Linked DNA regions of Mus musculus: region 2 is linked to region 1. Evidence: chromatin loops called from intact Hi-C (ENCODE). Cell type or tissue: left cerebral cortex. All regions are shown on one strand.

Region 1 (8,000 bases):
AGTAGCACAGTATTCCTGAGCACGATGTCCCATTCACAGAGAACCATTCTCTCATCACTGTTCTCTGCATTCTTATCTCAGTTTGTATTATACACCTCCTGTTTCACCACTTCTTTGTGCAAAATTTTTAAGGGTTTTTTTTTAATTAGATATTTTCTTTATTTACATTTCAAATGTTATCTCCTTTCCTGGTTTCCCCCCAAAAAAACTCCTATCCGTTCACCCCTTCCCCTGCTCATCAACCCACCCACTCCCTCTTCCTGTCCCTGGCATTCCCCTACACTGGGGCATAGAGCCTTCACAGGATCAAGGGTCTCTCCTCCCATTGATGGCTAACTGGGCCATCCTCTGCTACATATGCGGCTGGAGCCATGATTCCCACCATGTGTACTCTTTGGTGGCTGTTTAGTCCCTGGAGCTCCTTTCCCACATCACTGAAGTTCCTTCCGAGTCCCACAACCAATAAGTATCAGCTTTCATGGATGTCTATTAGTTTTTTACTCAGACTGCAAAACTTATGAAAGGGAGGTGGAATGAGGAGCCTTGCTTGCTGTTCTTTTTATGATCCCACAGTTTATCTCCCCCATCTGAAGGTAAGCTGGAGCCTTCACTGTTTGGCAGAACTGTGGGTTTCCTGACTAGATGAACAGCTTAGCTGTCATCACTAAGGTATCTTCACACTGAATTCCTTCCCTCCCCCTCTCCTTCCACAGCCTGCGACCATAGCTCTAGAGAGGTCCGGATCAAACCGAGTCCCATGCTTTCTCTGCACTTATCAACTTTCTCCCAATTTTTAGGTTAAACCCTAAGCTGCTACTTAACAGAGTCACTAAACACTGAACTCATTTTCCGGCCCCCCACATTAACACACCACCTCAATGCACCATTATATTTGCTGGACAAACCTCAGATTCTTTCCCAGTCTACACAGTGACACCATTATAAGTCTTGTTCCCTAGTCCTCGCCACCCCCCCCCGGCCCCATTTCTTTGAACTAGGACTGAACTTAACTAATCTGACTCCTACAATGGAAACAATAATGACATATTGGAGGGGGATGGTTTTCCCCTCTTTTAAGATTTTATGAGATGCATTTTAACCAATTGCCAAATGTATACATTAATATTAACCACCGGGGAACTCCAGGGCCAAGAAGTGGGAGTGGGTGGGTAGGGGAATTGGGGGGGTGGGGGGTTATGGGGGACTTTTGGGATAGCATTTGAAATGTAAATGAAGAAAATACCTAATTTTTAAAAATTGGAAAAAAAAGAAATACAATGTGTAGTTCAAAACTCTAGCAAGAAAGAAAATGAGTTTATTTTTCTAATTCATAGTGCTCATGTTTAACTCTGTATCCTTGTCCATCTGAAATAGCATATGAACACAGCTGATGCTGGTTTCAGTCTTTATCACGAATAATCAAAAGCCATTGTCCAGGAACTGCACAGCGCTGTTCATGGTAGAAACACAAAAAGGGACTTAGGTTGTTTTTCAGACAGCTTTTCAGTATCTCTCTTAGAGTGGAAAGTTTCTACCCAAGTAATATTCCAAAAACATCAAGGTATGAGTTATTACTACTAAAATCCTAGAAGTCCTTCCTGAACTTAAAAGGGGTTGGGCATATCTCAACATATTAAACACAATAAAAAGGGGCAATTAGGAATCTATTGTGCAAAAATTCAAGCAGGATATTCCGATTTGCATTTTACTTTTCTCCTTAAAGCCAACCTTAAAAATAGTTATTTGGATGGAACACAGAGCCCCTAATGAAGGAGCTAGAGAAAGTACCCAAGGAGCTAAAGGGGTCTGCAACCCTATAGGAGGAACAACAATATGAACTAACCAGTACCCCCAGAGCTGTGTTGCATATGTAGCAGAGGATGGCCTAGATGGCCATCAATAGGAGGAGAGGCCCTTGGTATTGCGAAGATTATATGCCCAAATACAGGGTAATGCCAGGACCAGGAAGCAGGAGTGGGTGGGTTGGGGAGCGGACAGGGGGAGGGTAAAGGGGGCCTTGGGGATAGCATTTGAAATGTAAATGAAGAAAATATCTAATAAAAAATGCCTTTAAAAAGTGATTTGGATCATAGGCTAGCCTTGATATACTACTAACAGTCCTATAGGCTAGCCTGTGGTATAAGGTGCTGTTATATTGAGCTGGATCACCATTTTAAACACAGAAGTGAATTTTCACTTAGGATTTCAATGTAGGTTGTAAGGAGAAATTCTCTCCCTGCTTTTGTTCTAGGATTGATTTTCTTCCTACCACTCTTCAATTTGGCTATTCTGATCCTGCTAACACCCTTTCATCCTCAGGGATACATTTCCCAGGCTGAGGAAAAAGTAGACTTATGCATATTCTGGAGCTCTTTGGTAAAGGTATATTATTAGAACAGGGGCTTCTGTCACAGTTGTTGAGCTGTTGTAACAGCTGAAAAATGCAAGTAACTATAGGTCTGTGGCTGGGGTAGGTACAGAAATGACTTTAAAAGGTACCGTTAAGTACCTTGGTACATAGTATTTATACTAAACACACAGTAGACACCAGACACTATGCTACAGACATTCAACACACTGATGTGCCAATTCATCACCACAACCCTGAGGCAGACAGTATTTTCAACTATTAAATAAATGAAGATCTTCTGCAGAATGAATCAGTGCTTCAAAGGACTTAATTCCCAAGCCCCTGCTACAAGCCAAACAGCACGTCCTCATATGATGCTATCCTTGGCGGCTGTGTGCCTCAGGAGTAACAATCAAAAGGAAATGATGGGCAATATTCAACTGGAAAGAGGATGGTCAACTAAAACCATATCTTCACAGGAGTAAAAGTTCTCATGGTGGCTACAATTGGAAACAACCATTTTAGGGATGTTTTCTGCAACTTAAGTACTGCTTTGAAAACATAAAAAATTATTTTAGGAAAAATATTGTAAAATTAATTCCTTTCCCATTGATCAAGTCCTAATAAACAACCTAGGAAGGAATCTTAAAGTTTGAAGGAAACATCCCAACTGCCTTCCCAACAAACGACGATCGCATTTAAGCTAAAGCTATATTGCTTTCCGGTGGATAGGCATTTTTCTTTGCTGAAATTAATTAGAGTAAACATTTTCATTCATTTAGCGATGCATGTTACAAATCAGGCGCCCCTCCCTCCATAAAAGGAAATACACAGGCTCAGGAAACACAGTCAGATATACACACACCTGTTACTTTATTCCTTTTTCCGCTACATTTGTTGCAACAGATGAAAACCCACATCAGACTAAGGAAGAACTGCGCAAGTAGTTGTTTTATTTCAAGAAACTAGCTTTCTCAGGCTGGGCTTTTCTAAAGCATGGTCTTTAATCTGTCCAACTGTCTTTTCTAACATGCAGACCTAACCAGCTGTTAACAGGTCCTTTCATAAGCACCTGATACATCTCTCAAAATATAAAATCTCCCTCAGGATGTTACTGTACCTGCAAATGTGCTTACATTCATTCCATGGTTGAAACTAACTCCCTACAAGATTATAGTTAAACTTTTTTTCCTGGGAAGACATAGTCTTCTTTATAAAACTACCCTAGAGACATTCCAAGATCGCAGAAAGGCTGGCACTTCCTCCAGCAAGCACATCCCAGGTTGATGCTATTTCCACAGTCCAGCCTTCATTCCTTTCTAGTCTCAACAATTTCCACAGAGATCAAGCCTGTATGTTAGTGTGTGCAGCCCAGAGTAGTACTCTCTCAGCTCAAAGAATTAGCAGCATACCCCATGCTAAGGTTATATAATGACAGACCAACTCCTGCAAAAAGTGGGGTGGGGGAAGACAGTGAACAGCAGTGGTAATTCAACAAAATGAAAATCGTTTCCAGGAATCCCTATGAATACTTTGAACCAAAGAAGAAAGGTAATTTTACCTTAAATAATCAGTGTGTATATCAGTAGCCCTGAGGGGGAGGGGGGTGGAAATCATCTAATAATAAGATCTTGGTCGGAAATTCTTGCAAGGCCCAACTGAAATTTACAATCCCGTTACCAGGTTACAAGAGTGACATCTAGTGGACTCTTCCTGAAATGACTAAGGGGGGATTCAAATTAGAGCAAGGATTCCCAAAGCCTAATGTGAGAGTGAATCTCTGCTGGAAGAGTGAACCAGAGCCTGTCACATCTAACAAACACGCAGATGATACCCCTGCTGCCATTCCTAGACCTCTCATTGGAGCCATGTCCCAAGAGAGCTCACATCTGTTCCTACCCTCAGAAGACAAGTGGGTCAAAGGGACCCTTGACTCTGTCAGTGTTCCGACTTCATAGCCCCGCTCAGCAGCATAAATGCTGTTCCCTGTCTGCTCAGGTCTCCAATACATATTCACTTCAGCACTGAATACAATATATATTCCCTTTCATTGCAAACACCCCTTGTAGACTTTTGGTTTGCAATACTGGGGATGGAACTAGAGTCCATGAACGTAGAAAGAAACATTCTGCCACTGAACTATATATACAGCTAGACCCTAACTGAATTTTAGTATTAATTTTTACTTGTTTCAGAGCTCAATTTTTCTCCCACTACTCAAGTTAATTCGTTTTTGAATAGGGATCCACCATGGTAAGGTAACAAACCTATTCAGAATTTTAATACATTTTTCTGGGTTTATTTCTAAGAACTTCTAAGAAGCATAACTACAGAAACTCCAACTGCTGCCCAAATCCAGAACTGTGTGACTTATTCTAAAGAACCTTGACCTCTACACAGAATTATCAGTCTAGTATTTTTTTTGTTATTTTGAAGTTAGCAAAATGATGTTGTCATTTATTCACTTTACATCCCTATTGCAGGCCCCTGTGCTACCCTCACAAATTCCTCCTCCTATTGCTCCATCACATTCTACTCAGAGAAGGGGAAGCCCCCTTAGGTACTACCCTGACCCAGGACATCAGTCCCAGCAGGACTAATATCCTCTCCAACTGAAGCCTGTGCAGGCAATTCAGCTAGAGGAAAGAGATCCACTGGAGGGCAACAGAATTAAAGACTGCCCCTGTTCCAGTTGTTAGGGCACCCACACATCTGCTAGAAATTGTGAGAGTCCTAAGTGGAGCCACTGCATGATCTTTAGTTGGTGGTTCAGTCTCTGTGAGCTATCATGGGCCCAGGTTAATTAACTGTGTAGACCTTTTTGTGGTAATAGCCAGAAACTGGAACCAACTTAGATGTCCTTCAACTGAAGAATGGATAAAGAAAATGTGGTACATATACACAATGGAATACTATTAAAAACAACAACATCATGAAATTTGAAGGCAAATAGATGGAAGTAGAAAATATCATTCTCAGTGAGGTAACCCAAACCCAGAAATGCACACATGGTATGTATTCACTTATAAATGGACATTAGCCATAAAGTACAGGATAACCATGATACAATCTACAGACCCAAAATAAACTAAGTAATAAGGAGTGCCCAAGGTAGGAAGCTTGAATCTCACTCAGAAAGGGAAATAAAATAGATATCAGAGGCAGATGGAGAGAGGGACCTGGGTAGAAGAAGGAGTGAGACAGGGAATGGGAATGGGGATCAGCTGTGCGGAGGGGTGTGGGAGAAGGCTGAGAGAGAGAACAGAAATCTGTGTGGGGCATCTCTGGGACTAGTGGGAGATGTGGAATGGAGGAGGCTTCCAGAAGTCTATGGGGTTGACCCTATCTGAGACTCCTAGAAGCTGGGGCAATGGAGAGTGAAGTGGCCACCTCCTGTAGCCAAGCCCAAAATTTGTCCTGCCTACAAGATGCACAGGGATAAAAATGAAGCAGAGATTGAGGGAATGGCCAACTAATGACTGGTCCAACTTGAGACACATTCCATAGGAGAGAGCCAACTTCTGACACTTTTAATGATACTCTACTAAGCTTGCATGCAGGAGCCTAGCATAATTGTTTCCTAGGAGGCTTCATCCAGTGGCAGAGAAAAACAGATGCAGAGACCCACAGCCAAAGATCAGGCAGAGCTCAGAGACTCTTGTGAAAGAGCCCGAGGGGTCACAGACACCACAGCCTAGTCTCTTAACAGTAAATTAATCTCTCCTCCCCAGAGGAGCCCTGCAGGCCATACATGACTCCTCTTACCAAAGTCTCCCTCTGCTCTAGAGTAGACTTAGTTTCTAGTTCTACCAGCCTATGGCCTACAACCAATTTCCAACAAAGAAGGAGACCATTCTGTAATCTCTAAAACATACAAACATGCATGAAAACCACTTTCCAGTCCTGTCTTATTACAAAATTATTAACCTGGAACAAATACGTTTTACAAGCAGTAGAACCTCTATTTCAATCTAACAAATGCAGAAAAAGGAGAACTTCTTCCTTTGATATGAAGTTGGAATTTTTGGAAATGTGTCTACTTGTTTTCTTTCAAGCTTATCCTCTCATGTCCCAAATAGATCTTCTGTCTCCGACTCCTGCCCCAGCCTACAACCTTATGGAAATACCATTTGAAAACCAGAAGCCATGAGTCTCACAATAGCTGAAACCACCCAATCTCATGCATTGCTAAAAGATTGCATTTTCATTAAAATGATGGGGGGAGAGAGAGAACTGTTTCCCTACGAACTGACCTAATTACTATTCTAATACAATTATAACATATGCAATCAAAAGATTTATTCTGAAGATGTAAAATCTGACTTCCTGAAGGAAATTTGCTTTTAAGTCATAATTAAGGATCCCTGTAATGAATAAACAACTGAAATGTTTACGCCTCTTCAACTGCTCTTGGCAGCCTTGAGGGGGGAATTATGAAGAGAAAAATGCCACATAGTTCTTTCTCAAAGGTGACATTAAAACAGAAAATCATCTGCCAGGTCCTGTCATAGACCCAGGTCCTCCTGCCCAAGTTAAAGGCCTAGTTATAACATAATTGTGACTGTGACCAAGTTACCTAAACTCTCATTTCCTCTGTTTCTTTGGTGGAAAGTGAGAAATATACTGTAATATAAGTATTAATATAAATATCATGATTATTTAAATGACTGTTGTGTGACTAAATTAATATGTATGAAGCATTTAATAACTGGAGCATAGTAATCGCTCATTAACATCACCTCTTAGTTGTAATGCCTCTTACTAACTTGTTACTGATTGTAATGGCTATTTAACATCTTTCTTATTCAAAATGACATTTGCTTCCTTTTTTATAATCGTTAGCATATTTGTTAGCATAAGAAATATACAATCATATCAATTCTTCATGTGTCTTGAGAATGGGAGAGAAGCAGATGAAATTCTAAAACACCTTCCAATGTTTTCCAATCTATTGCCTCTCCTTGTGCCTTTTACTGCTTTGCCCAGCAATAAAGCATGTTTAAAATTCTGCAACTGTTAATTGAAGGCCATTGTGATTTTCAAAAATCAAAATAGTTTTTAAGCATCACAATGCACTGTCCTTGAGCATTATCTGAAGTTCAGAAATTTTGTTTCAAATTAAAGAAAGCTAAGTATCTTCCAGGAGAAGTAGATTGGCAGCTACTATGCCAGTAGCTGGCAATACTCCCTAATTTTATCTGCCTCTTGGACTGCCCAATGACCTATTTTCTTAGAATTGTGGCAAAGTCTATGCCAGTTTATTTCAAAGTAAGCAGGGCCTTCAAAGAAGGCTTCATTTTGTTTTAACAAGATTCTCAAATTTAAGAGAATTGAGGCATTCAGAAGCTTTGAAGTACACACATGATACCTGGTCCAACCTTAGGGAGAAGGGGAAGAGATCACAAAATTAGCACTTCAATTTACCAGAAAATGAACTTTAAGTTTTAAATTGTCACTGTTAATTAATTTAAAATTTTGCAGAATTTTCTGAAATGCAGTGTGAGTGCCAGGGTTATAACTAAGTGGTATAGCACACACTCCACAACCCAATGAGGTCCTGGAGTCAACTATCAACATTACAAAAACCAAAATAAAAGAAAAAGAAAACCAATCTAATGTTTTTGCTATAACCCAGTAACTCATATTTACT
Region 2 (8,000 bases), 1.4 Mb before region 1:
TCCTCCCTGACAGCCACAAACCTACAGCACTGACTGCATTCAGAGAGGGAACCTGCAAACAAAACTTCACAGAAAACTTTTTGCTCTTGTTCCAGAGAATTTGCTGAAGAGGAGAAGGAAAAAAAAAGTCCAAAAAAACCTGTGCGTGAGGGGTGGGGAGGAAAAGCAGGGCCTTTAAAGAAGGCAACCACACGACTTTTGCTGCCAGGATGCCCTTGCTTTGGCTGAGAGGATTTCTGTTGGCAAGTTGCTGGATTATAGTGAGGAGTTCCCCCACCCCAGGATCCGAGGGGCACGGCTCAGCCCCGGACTGCCCGTCCTGTGCGCTGGCCACCCTTCCGAAGGATGGACCTAACTCTCAGCCAGAGATGGTAGAGGCTGTCAAGAAGCACATCTTAAACATGCTGCACTTGAAGAAGAGACCCGATGTCACCCAGCCGGTGCCCAAGGCGGCGCTTCTCAACGCGATCAGAAAGCTTCATGTGGGTAAAGTGGGGGAGAACGGGTATGTGGAGATAGAGGACGACATTGGCAGGAGGGCCGAAATGAATGAACTCATGGAGCAGACCTCGGAGATCATCACCTTTGCCGAGTCAGGTGGGTGCTGGCATTGGGAGTGGGGGCGGGGGCGGGGAAATGTATTTCGTTGACAGTCCTAGCAGGAACTTCTTTCCCTCCAGCTCAAGAGTGTCCGGGGAGGTTATTAGTTATTAGGTGGTGGCGGTGGCGGCGGCGCCGGAGTGGCAGAGGAGGGGGAAAGGACTTCTTTGCCAGGGAGCCCTGCCCCGCAATGGCTAGCTTACACTTGCTAAATAAACTCAGCGGTTACCCAGAGAGGAAGCTCTTGGGCCAGTCTGGAGCTGGAAAGCAGTCTGCTTGGGGCTCCCTGACTGCCCTGCCTAGGAAACCAGATTTGATCAGGCAGATGAAAGCAGGGCATTTGGGGGTTTGGGGGTGCAGAGGCAGCATCTGGACCCCATCCAAAGTTTTTCTGGGGTAGGAGTGAGAGAGCCTGGGGGCCGAGTGCAAAGGCACTGATGATGGCTCTGTCTGAGAACAAATTTCCTTTAAATGTCTGATCTGGGGCCACATTGGAGCCAGACTCTGGGCATATTTATTAGTGACAATCATTTTCACCTCTGGAAAACCTACCTCTATGAAAAACCCACCGAAGAAGCAAAGAGCAACTCGTAGGGTATTGAATTAGTGATTAATTTTGGAACACTGAAACTTTTGCTGTTAGAACAAAAACAAAATAAAAACAGAAGCAACGAGCGACATCAACAAAAAGCCAGCGAACCTTACCCCCAACTCAATTTTATTTTTTGTAAAGTGACTAACTACTTTTTGCCAAGGAATACAATCTTGACAATGGGCTCTCAGACCCTATGCTGAACGACTCAATCCTTAAGAGGAAAAACTTTCATGGATTCTAATCATTGGCTCAGGACCACACTAACCTGTTGCTGTGGAGAAAAATACCTGTCCAAAGCCCAGGCTCGAAACTGAGAACTCCTCTCCAGTCATGAGGATACAGATCTTACTGCCAATCTGTGGGGACCGGGCACACAGATGTTCTAAAACCTCTTTACTTTCATGTTAAATGCCAGGCTAAGGAATAGGATCCCTTGCCAAAGCCATTTGAAAGGAATGCCATTGTTTTGTTTGGTGGAGCATATGGGCTAGTGAAGTGTGTGCAGGGACTCCCAGCATTTTGTTTAAAAGTTTGCTGCAGCAGTATAAACAATTAAGGCAACACTCAAAATTTCCAATCCTGAAAGCCTGTTAACTCAGATGTTCTGTTTTCAAGAAAGCTGTGCAAGACCTGGGCATCCTTCTTTCGGGGAGGGGGGAGAGGAGACAGCTGGCTTGGTGGCTTCACCCACAGGAAGCCTTGGTACCCCACCAGCTCCTTAGACAGGTTAGTTCTGTCCATGTCCTACTTCCTTAACTAGTTCCTTTTTTGACCCAGTTCCCCAAACCTTGGTCATTGAGACTTTATTTCCTGAGCCATATTGAGGAAAGACAGGTGAGAAAGAAAACCTCTCCAGCGTTGGTTGGTGTGTGAGGGGTGGGTTCCCTGCTTTAGGAGATTGGCCCTGGTCCTGACACAATGTGACTCATATAAGACTCTATGTACAAGCTTCCCCTGTGTTGGCCACAACTGCAGTTTCTACTAACTTGGAATCAATTGTATCATGTGACTAGGTATATGTGTGACTTCCACCATGTTTAATGGCACAGTGGATGTTAGCACTCTGTCCTTCCCTCTGACTTACAAGGCTTGTACAGAAAACCTATCACTTGGCAGTTAGAGGTAGGGCAAAGAATTAGGTCATTTTCGTTCTTTTTACTTCTGACCTTCTCAGTGCTAATGGATCTCTCACTTAAGTGGGATCCTGTCAGTTTTGCTTCTCTGTTGTTTAGTTTGAGAGAAAATGAGCTACTATTTACATCAGTGATTCACTGGACTCACACATTGACTGAGTGTAAAATTTATAAGAGGAAACTCCTTCTAGTCCAGGAACATGGTGTTTTTGTTACAATTGCTTATTTTCTCATGTGAGAAGTAGCACACATTGACTTCAAGTTGATTTAATATAATTTCACAAATGCAAGTAAGATCATAGTGTACAACCTACTCTCCAAGTAGCATAGGGTGTGACATAAGCATGTTGCTTATTCAGGAAATATATTTATTATCTGATTAGCTAGAGAAAATATGTGAAAATGAACTACAAAGATCTGTCTTGTTGTTTTTGGAACAATTCTATTTTGCTATGTAGTAACTAACACATTTCAAGAATAGAGAAGGGCAGTTTTTTTTTTTTTCTTTTCTTTATAACCATTTGGACAACATAGGGTGCAGTCAATGACTGTTACCTGTAAACATACTATAGATGTGCTTTTCAATAGCAAGATCCCTGGTATGGGAATGTATGTTTTACTTTGGCCTCTTCACTCAAGATTATTAGATAAAGCTGAGAAAAACATGAGACTGAAGGGACTGTAAGGGCTGTGGTACTCTGACCTTTTAAGTGAATTTGTCCTGTGTTCAGGTGGGAAGTATTTTGGTTTTGTGAAGTTGATTTGAATTGCATTGGCTAAGCAGCAGATATTCACTCTCAAGCTCCCTGCAATCTGTCCCAATAAGTGAAATTGATTTTATTTTTATAAGTGTCACCCAAGAGTGCTTCCCAAAGTTAGCATATTTATTGCATGACTGGCCCCATACCATTACTCCTGATTTTTCTTCAGAGGAACAGCAGTATGGGAGAGTCAAGCCAATCCAGTGACTGTAACTTAATTGTCAATGAAATTGGCCTTCTCTACCAATGCACTGAGTTTTTTCTGCTTTTCCTTCTTTATAGTTGATGCTCAGTGAATGTATAGTACCAGCCTGCTGTTGCGTCTGCATAGATTGTGGCATGGTCAGCTGCTGATTTTCACAATTAGCTTACTGGAGTTCTTGCTACGTAGGATATAGAAACAATAGAAGTGATACCTGCAAAAGTATATACTGCTCAGGTGTTGTCTAAAGTAGCTCCCTCCCCCCTCGTGGAGGACACCAGGAAAAGAAGATTTGAATTAGAAATGAGGTCACCTGAAGACTACTTCTCCACACCCTAAGAAAGCCATCTCCAAATGAAGTAAACACCAATAGCTCCATCCCCAACCTTTCTTTTGACCTGTCTTGAGAAACCTTTAAGGTTTCACACTTATCTGAATTTGAAAAAGACTGGCCACAAGAGGGCGCATCCCTAAACCCTCAGCTACTCTGAGAAAGGCAGTTTTGTGGGTACTTGAAGCCCCAGCCTGTAGCACCTTAATCTTGAAGAATATCAGTTACTTCCTCCCTACATCCCCACCTTCCTGCAGAGTTCAGGTTTTATAGGCTGGGGGATGCACAGCTACCTTTAAGAATACATTGAGTCACAGCACTGAAAGTGCTGGGGTCCACATGAAAATTCCACAGCTCCATGGGCAGCAGAGGAGTGATACAATTCAAAAACAAACAAAGCAGGGCTTGGGATGTGGGAGAATCATCAGCTACAGTGATGTGAGCGCAGTCTTTCCCTAACAAACATCTTCCGTCCCCCCCCCCCCCAATTCTGCTTCCTAGTTTGCCTGCCTTATCAATGCTTTTCACAAGGGACAAATGACAAGTGACTTGCAACAGGGAGGAAAAAGAGACTATTTATTTAACGTCTGGTAGGAACATGGAGTTCAGCTGCAGAGGACGCATTTGTTTCTCGCTGAGAGTGTGGAGAGAAACCGTGGGGGAAGGATGTGCCAAGAGATGAGCACGGGGTTTTGCCTGTAGAGTGGGTGGACTGAAGTGGGAATGGGGAGATGTCAGGGGAGAGATGCAGTTTTCACATGGAGAAGGAGAACCTTCCCAGGCACTTCACATGAAAATACTTATTTGTCTTGGCCCTTCTTACATCAAACTTGAGTATGATCTCTTCGCTTTAGTTCAGAATGCTTTATGCTTGACTCGTTCCTGGGTCCAACATTAAAAGTGTAAACGTTTTGAGGAATTCTAGGAAAAAAAACTCTTGGGTTGACTCTTTAGGGTTTTTTTTTTCTTTTAATTTATATTATGAAGTAAGCTGCTTGTTTTGGACATTTAACCCTTTACATCATTATTTAAATGGAAAAAGCAATGGATGTTAAGTGACTCAGGCCTGAAGAGTTACAAATAATTAAAAAATGGATCCCAAGGAGAGGTATTAAAGCTAAATGGTTAGACAGGATAATTTATACAAGCAAGCTAATATACCTGCAATGGCAAAATTCTCTACTGTAGGTCAAAGGAAAAATAACCTTTCAGATCTTACTCGCTGCCTTCCGCAGACACCTCTGGAAGCCATCCAGAGGCCGACTTAGTGCCCGAGAGAACGCACAGGCTGTAGTGTAGGCCCTTCATGCTCCTGACTGTACTGTATCTAGGCACAGGGAAACTTGATGAAGAATGGAAAATTTAAGTAACACATATTTTACAGCAGAGCTGTGCTCCCCTCATGGCAAGTTTAAATGTGCACTGTGAATGCCAAGGCTTTCTACATTAACAGAGACGTCATTATTACCGATTTGTAAAAGGGCAGCATATTTTACCCAGGATGTTGATGAGGAAAACCAGACTAATTAAGCTGAAACTTTATGTGTATACTGATTATTTAATGGGGAATTATCAGATATCCCACAAATCTGAGAGGAGGACTTTTGTGTATGTGGAATTTGCATACCTTTTAAGTAAAAAGGAGCCTGTTTACTTAAGCCTTGGCATACCTTCATGATCAAGCTAGTGAGAACCCCTGAAAGCAAAAGAGAATTGCTACAAACATCCTTCTTTTAGGCTTATGTAGACTTTCTCTCAAGGTCCCCCACCAGGCAGCATTTCAATGGTATTCTCTATAAGGTACAAAATTTATCCCTACTGAGTGTTCTGCCCATTTTCTTCTGCTTTGGTGCGTGTCCACCAAGCTCATGGGGGCTTCGGTGATGAGATATTATCACCCACATGGGTTTGCGTGGGACTCTGATGCTGAGTTACTCAGTCAGAGCAGGCTGTATGATCCAAGCCTTGCTCACAAGCCTCAGGACAAAAAATAGCACAGAGGAGGAAAAGAATGTTACCAGGGAGTAGTTAATGAAAGGTTACGCGCAAGCAGCTCTAGCTGGGGAGCTGCGGCCTGGTGGAGGAACCCAGTACACACCTGTACACACCAGCGCCATGTTTTATGCCGCAGCATTGTGGGAAGGCATTCATTTCAGGATTTCACAGCACCAGATACTTAAATCAGGTCTGAAACAGATGAGAACTTGAGCCTAAACATTTCATCCTTAAGATATCTTTCTTCCTTTTTCCAAATCATTACATGTTCAGCTTGGGGCCTCCTGGAAACGACATTGCAATAGAGTAATTTCTCCCAGGTAATAGAGATAAAGGGAATAGAACATCTACTAATTATATTTTTGATCGTTATGTAACTAACTGGAGAGTTGTAATATATTTCTGAAACCAACAGATCTGATAAACGGTCAGTCCACTTCAGCTTTCGTCCATCTCACCCCCCCACCCCTCACACACACCCTCTGCAATGAAAGCTAAGGGAAAAGAAAAAAAAATGCACTGCTTAATAAGTCACAATACAATAGAACTTGTAAAATGTACCTGCGCGTGAGGTAGATGGAGGAAGACTTGATTCTCTCCTCCCCCTGTCCTCCTGGGCATACGGCAACAGCATTTTCATGAAATTGGATCTCAGTTTTATTTTTTTTTTTCCCTGATAAAATATCATGCAATACACAAATAGCAGTTCCAGAAATGGACACCAGGAGAAGGAGGGGACAGGCATGTCAATTAGTAGGGGAAAATCCAAATGTCAGAAATATGGGGGAGAGATGAAGCAAGCTAGAATGGATACAAATACAGGGAGCAGAAGCTTTCGGCTGGATAATTAAACTGCTGCATAAATCAGTGCTCCTGCCTCCCGTGACATACAGGCAATGGCTTGCAGTTAATTGTCAGCCAAGACCAGCCTGAAAGTCATTTTATGACGACTCTCTGAGCCTAATGTAACAACACCTGACAGACTGAGCCCCCTCTAATGAGCACTCTCTTTGTACGATCCTCTTGCAGGAACACTAAATCATTTGCTTCCAAGTACAGCCGCCTGTGAAGAAGGGGTGGGGCTACCTCACGCATTAGAAACTTGTTCCCATGAAATTAGGTGCCATCCTGTAGGCTGTGTAACAGGAGCACCTGGTCTCAGCCCTGCTGGCCATGATAAAAAGCAGCTCCTATGCACTGTCACTTGTTCTAGCATGCCAATTAATCCTCTCTTGTCCCTACTGCAGCATCTGCAGTTGTCAGCCCAGGACAGTTCATGGGAAGCCCGGTGTTGAGCAGGTCAGCACCTCTTGTTTGCCTCCTTACCCTCACACCCATGCTAAGTGTGGATGGGGGCAGTCCAGAGTTTGGGAGGAGGTTGCCTGAGACCTACTGAACCTTGCCAGGCAGGAGGCAGGCAGGTGCTGTTTCCTAGAGAAAAAACAGTCTCCACTGGCTTCTCTAATTTGGCTGCTACTTTTGTTTTCTCTGTCTGACACCTTGAGAAGCTCAGAGTTTTAGAAAGGGTCCTGCCTAGAGGCAGGAAGGAAAAATGATGGGAAGCTAGGTGGCATTTTTTCTAAAGGTAATAGCAGATGCATCCCATACAGCAAAGGAACCTGAGTTGTTCCAAGCCCTCTTTAGCCTATCTCTCCTTCTCCCTAATCTCTCTGGACCCCTCTGCCCTTCCCTCCTGTACCTTACCACTGTATGCTCGTAAAAACAACAAACCAACAATAAACTCCCTCAACCTTACCAAAGGGTGAGATAGGATTCCACTTTCAAAAACTATTACCATGTTTTTTTTCCTCACTGGTCCTTGCTTTTATATGCTATGGAATCAATATCTCCTCTTAATTATTTATTTTAACTCCTAACAAAAATATGAAGTCACTCAGAGGAATGCCTCTACTACCCCATCTTCTAGACAGATAACAGGGGATTTTGAGAATTGATCAATACTCTGGTCATAGTTTACAGGGTGGGCTAGACGGAGCTGGGGATCTGCAGGGTACCATGCACAGAACAGCCTTCCTTCCGCGGCAGAGCATTTGAAACTGCGCTGTGCAAAGAGAAGGAAACATCAAGGATCTGGCTCTTTAACTAGGTAGATATGAATAGTTGCTGGGATATATTCTCTTTTAAAAGCATATAGAAAGTGGAACATGCTTTTGGTATTGATTTGGTGCAGTTTAGATGAACAGAGGTAAAAATAAGGAATTCAGAGATAGGAGTTGCTTTTTTTCTTTTCTTTTCTTTCTTTCTTTCTTTTTATGTTTTTTTTTTGGAGTTGCTTTCTTAATGTAAGGCAGTTCAATGCTAATTTGCTCCCATTGGTTAGTAATCAAACAGTTACCCACCTCTGCTTGGTACAGCACGACAG

Evidence for each region. A loop is a pair of places that touch in the nucleus more often than their neighbours do. Peaks named below come from ENCODE experiments on the same cell type or tissue, not always from the same donor. Only the 100,000 strongest peaks of a DNase experiment are listed, where the experiment ranks them.
Region 2: a loop joins it to region 1, with 4 times the contacts of the local background. A loop is called at or near these places in 9 of 42 quality-filtered maps.

The regions. Positions count from the first base shown.
Region 1 is chr13:17,428,601-17,436,600 of GRCm38, forward strand. The region is part of intron 9 of Sugct (succinyl-CoA glutarate-CoA transferase); the gene reads right to left. Among named protein-coding and RNA genes, the nearest start is that of Gm24873, 8.2 kb to the right of the region's middle. In left cerebral cortex, a CTCF peak has its summit at 4,056 (motif pointing left); a DNase peak (open chromatin) is centred at 4,050.
Region 2 is chr13:16,017,087-16,025,086 of GRCm38, forward strand. Inhba (inhibin beta-A) reads left to right here. Exons shown (of 5, transcript NM_008380.2): 4 at 96-597. The coding sequence starts at 210. It also overlaps the pseudogene B230303A05Rik. Among named protein-coding and RNA genes, the nearest start is that of Inhba, 9.2 kb to the left of the region's middle. In left cerebral cortex, CTCF peaks have their summits at 3,739 (motif pointing right) and 6,331; DNase peaks (open chromatin) are centred at 396, 871, 2,314, 3,775 and 5 more places; H3K4me3 peaks cover 4,444 bases; H3K27ac peaks cover 4,178 bases.